2 separate regions of the Homo sapiens genome follow, and region 2 is linked to region 1. Evidence: read pairs that join two places in POLR2A ChIA-PET (ENCODE). Cell type or tissue: PC-9. All regions are shown on one strand.

Region 1 (2,500 bases):
TGTAGAGAGAATAATAATAATACTTATCCCACAATGAAGAGAGACGGGGCATTTAAAGCACTTTGTGTATTAGAAGGCACTGGGTAAATGGCAGGTGTCTTATCTGGGAGTCGGTGGAACTTCAGAGAGCATTGGTATTTAAGCTTGGGTCTCTTGGTTCCTAGATTTTCTGCCTTTGGCTGTGACTTCCCTAGACTCTGGGTCCTCTCAGTTGGTGCGTTGGTTGAGTTTTTGTCTGTGCTCAACCCCGGGAAGCCAACACACTGAGTCTAGCCTCAAGGAACAGAACACAGAGAAAGGTTAAACAAGCTTGCAGGTGAGAACCAAGCCTCTTCGGAGGGACGCAGACGATAGTTGCTGCCAGGTGTGCGACCTGTGCGGTGGTCTGGGGACATGGACTCGGAAGGGCCCCAAACTTGGTGGAATGCTCTGCTGTCACCATCTTGAAATTCTGATAATTTCTGAACAGAGGCCCTGCGTGCTCATGTTACTCTGGGCCCTGCAGCTTACGTGGCTTGCCCTGGCACAGGAGTTTATCATTCTCTGCCCAAATAAACTCAGTGGCTCTCCACGGTTTTCATCGATCCCTACATTCAGTCAACAGTCAGCAAAGGCTGAAGTGCTGGGGCCTTCTGTTCCCACAGAGCTTGCTTCAGTTCTTATTGCCGCATAAGAAACCACCCAAACTTAGTGGCATAAAGCAATAGCTGTTTTTAATACAAATGGCTCATGGATTTGGTGGGTCAGGAATACAGAAAGGGTGCGGTAGGGAGGCCTTCTCTTTCCTTGGGATCTGAGGTGACTCGACCAGCTGGAGTCTGGAAACAGAGGGCCCGGAGGATCCATTCTGATGGTGTTCTCACCCTGCCACGACTGTGCCCTTGGCTCATTTGGCTGAAGGGTGAGTGCAGCCGGACTGTGGCCCAAGCACCCACATGTAGCCTCCCCACGTGTCCGGACATCTCCCAGCATGGGAGTTCTGAGCAGGCGCACCCCCAGGGAGGCCTCTGGGGGAGGAGTGTCCCAAGAGATCCAGACAGAAGCTGCGTGGCGTTTTTCAACCCAGCCTCCAAGTCACACTGCATCATTTCTGCTGAATTCTGTTGGTTTTAAGTCACCAGGGCAAGTCCAGATTCAAGGAGAGAGGACGTAGATCTCCCCAGCTGTCAATGGAGAGAACGTCCAAGAATTTACACACACGTAAATGTCATAGAAACACTCAGAGGTCACTTTTCCATACCACTTCTGAGCAGTCATGCATGAGCACAGTGCCATGATGCCACAATTTCCCTCACCTCCTCCTGGAGGGCACAAAAGGAAGCAGGAGAGCAGAAGGGAAACCTGCAAATCCCCTTTCCAGCCTGGGACGAGCTCTCCGTGACTGGGAAGTGAAAAGACAGTGATCCCTGCTGTCCCAGGCACTCCCTGGCCAGTGGAATTCAAGCCTTCTAGACCTGGGTTGGCCTCTGCAGCCTGGCCTTGAGCTGCTATTCCAGCCCTTGCCCCCATACCCCTCACACCCTTCTCTCCTGCCCACTCAGATCCTCAACACCCCTCAACCCTCAGCATTTTCTTGCCACGGCGTCTTTACTTGCTACTCACCTGCCTCTCCCTCCTTCCTATTGGAGACCATCAAAATCTGCTGAACCTCAGGGCCAGCCTCCTTGGCAGCACCGCCTTAAAAAGCCCACTTTTCCTGGTAACTGGCATGTGTCACCTCTCGAGTTCCTCTGCCTCTTCTCTGGGGCCCCAGCATGCTGTGTGCCTTGCTGTCTGTGGCTGTTCCCACCCCTGTATGAGGGCTCGCTGGCAAGTGTTCCTTCCCCACGCCACTGAAAACCTTCCCCAAGCAGGTTCTCTCTGTCTCAGGGGCCCCACCCATGGTGTATGCAACACAAAGTAGGCTGGACTCCTACTTTGGTGTCTGGGGTGGTCTGGGGTATCTAGGACAGTTGCTGGAGGAAGGAATGTGGGCAGGAGAAGGTTAGCAGAGGCCTCATGGGGACACATGAGGCACAGAGATGGTAAATTACATACACAAGGCCACCCAGCCCATCGGCAACGGAGATGTTTGTCCAAGCCTGAAGCCTCATAACCCCACATTTCACTCTCTGTGCCAGGCTCCCCCAACATCCCCTCGGGTGACAAGCATATGCAGAAGACTGCTGGCCAGAGAACCCCAAGGCCTGGCTTCCAGGCCACTGAGTTGCTGTGTGACCCTGTCCCATTCTCATACTCTCTCCAGACCTTAGTTTCCTGCTCAGTCCAAGGAGAAGATGGGCTGGAGGCCTTCTGAATGCCCTTCATAGATCAGGCATCCCTGGGGATGCAGACCGCAGCCCCAGGACCAAGGCCAAGGGTAGGGAGGTGTAATGGCCACCAGCTTCCAGGATCGCCTGGGCCTCCTAGTCCTAATCAGGGCATACGAGTCCAAGGTCAACGCTGAAATCTGCCCTGCCTCTCAGTCTGGCCCTGTAGACAGGTGGGCGGGAGCTGACCC
Region 2 (2,500 bases), 220 kb before region 1:
ATGTCCCTAGAAACGTCTGGTAGCAGCCCAGGGAGGGGTGTCAGCCAGAGGACCGCCGAGGACCCTCCCAGCTCCCAGAGTCTCCCCTGGTGTTTGCACCTGGGACTCTGGCCTTCAGGGAGGCTCAGGACAGTGCGGGAGAGAACGTCTAATCAGGGTTGTCCATGTGTTCATAGGCTGTGGCAAGATTTTGGTAGGGTGGCCATAAATGAGGCCACTGATGTCAACACGTTGAATGCTTATTGCAGAAGATAGGCGGAATGCAGAAACTAGCTAGAAGACAATAAAACTTCCCATAACCTCACCACTCACACAACACCCTGGCTTCACTCCACAGTGCTGTATGCGCACACTCCCCTGCATACATTCACACACTAGGAATCCAAACACCATCCCCTGTTGCTTCCTAGGGACATCCCACAGTTGAGCCAGTCCCCTTTTGGGTATCTATCATAAGTTACGCAGCAGTGGGCATCCCTGTGGCTTGGTGTCCACGTACAGCTATGGCAATTTCCTCAGCTGAGGTTCAGGAGGTGGAATTGCTGGGCCACAGGGTATATGCATTTTCAGGCTCTTTGGACAATTTTCAAAGACGGACTGATTCTCTGTCCAGTTGCCTCAGCTCAGGGGTTTGGGAGCCCTGCTGATCTTGCCCCTCTGGTGGCGGTAAGCACCACCTCCCTGCTGGTGGCTCCCACACTTCTGCTTCCAGCCCATCCTGGACCTTGGCTGAGCATGTCCAGCTGCTGACCCACTGTTGCTACTTGGTTGTCAACAGCCATGCCAGACTCGCCATGTCTCAAATGAACTTCCGATCTTGTCCCTCAGCCAGCTCCACCTGCAGCCTCTCCTGTCCTAGCTAATGGCAATGCCATCCTCCCAGGTGCTTGGGCTCAATTCATTCTTGCACAGCCAGATCCCCACCAGCAGGAAACCCTCTCAGCTCTACTTTGAAACATGCCCAGAATCTGCCAGATCCCACACCGCTCCCCTGCCTGGAGCTCATCATCCCTGCCTGCATCCCTGCAGGAGCCTGGACACCAGTCTAGCCACTCCCACCCATGCCCCCTACAGTGTGTCCTCATCACAGCAGCCAGGGTGCTTCTTGAAAACTGGTTATTCATATCACGTGTTTCCTCACAATCAGTGGCCTACAAAGTGTCCATGATGGACCCTGAGATCTCTCTGCCCTCATCTCCTGCAACTCTTCCCGCTGTGCACCCCTTCCAGCCACGCTGGCCTCCTCATGCTCCTCAAGCGCACTAGGCATGCTCTTGCCTCAGGGCCTTTGCACAGGCCGCTCCCTCTGCCTGGAAGGCATTCCTCCCAGATATCCACATGGCCCACTCTCCTGCGAGTGCATGCTCATATGTCACCTCCCCAGTGACCCTCAGCTGGTTCCTGCACTGCTCCTTCTTTCCCAGGGCACCTCACTCCCAACACTGGATGACTCACTCACCTGCTCTGTTGGGGTTGGTCTCTCCCAGGCAGTCTCAGCTCCCCCAGGGTGCGGGCTTTACCTTGTTCCTTTCTGTGTCCTTAAGCTCTAGCACAGTGCCTAGCACACAGTAGGGCATGTCAGGGCAGATGTGCGCAGTGTGGCCAGACCCAGCTGGATCCCCCACTGCCTGAAGCCTCACCTTGCAGCTCACTGGCTCTCTGTGGTATAAGACTTTGATTTGACTTGGTGGGGGGCAGGGGTGATTCCTATGTGGGTGACTCCATGGATGCTGTCACTGAACCACCTCTCAGAGCCTCCCCAGCCAGCCCTCAGCCCAGAGCTGGTCTGAGCAGCAGGTCTTCCTGGGTGATGACAGGAGAAGGTGGTTAATGTGGGCGGGGCTGCTGCTCTAAATCTGAGAAATTTGCAGTCAGCTTCTGCCAGGGACAAAGGTGTCAACCTTGAGGGGAAGGTGGTGGAGGGAAGCAGTAGCGGGTGAGGAGGGGGGAGACTTGCTCACCCCTGATGGAGCATGCATTCTCCTATTGCTACTGGTTCTAGGAGCAATGCGTGTGAGATGCCAACAGCCTGGGAGGGCAGATGAAACAAAAGCCCACCCACCACCCCAGCCATCTGCCTTCTTCTTGGCATGTGCAGCTTACCTCCTGCTGGCCCAGCATACCTTGGCTGTGAGCATGTTGGAATTCTCACTGGGCTCGCTGAGTAGATGCCACAGGGTCTTGCCCAGAGACTTCCTATCAGGCGCCTCTGCAGGACCCTCCCCTGGGTCACATGTCTGAGCTCAGCAAGGGTTGGGGCTGAGGCTGGGAGCCTGGCCATGATGGCCATCAGAATGGAGTTCAAATCCAGACTTGACACTTATTAGCTGTGTGACCTTGAGCAAGTTGTTTAGCCTCTCTGAGCCCCAGCATGTAGAATGCATTGTGTATCACAATGACTGGCATAGAACATAGACTCAGTAAATGTTAGAATTATGAATCTGATGTGTGGGTAGCTTGAACCCTGAAAACTGGGAGCCCTGGGATTTTCTCTCTCCTG

Evidence for each region. Peaks named below come from ENCODE experiments on the same cell type or tissue, not always from the same donor. Only the 100,000 strongest peaks of a DNase experiment are listed, where the experiment ranks them.
Region 2: POLR2A ChIA-PET joins it to region 1 with 5 read pairs; 3 of 35 experiments call an interaction of 5 or more read pairs at or near these places.

The regions. Positions count from the first base shown.
Region 1 is chr10:71,653,795-71,656,294 of GRCh38, forward strand. The region is part of intron 14 of CDH23 (cadherin related 23); the gene reads left to right. Among named protein-coding and RNA genes, the nearest start is that of C10orf105, 65 kb to the right of the region's middle. In PC-9, no CTCF peak of the experiment used is centred here; no DNase peak of the experiment used is centred here.
Region 2 is chr10:71,432,838-71,435,337 of GRCh38, forward strand. The region is part of intron 1 of CDH23 (cadherin related 23); the gene reads left to right. Among named protein-coding and RNA genes, the nearest start is that of CDH23, 37 kb to the left of the region's middle. In PC-9, no CTCF peak of the experiment used is centred here; a DNase peak (open chromatin) is centred at 1,404; H3K27ac peaks cover 349 bases.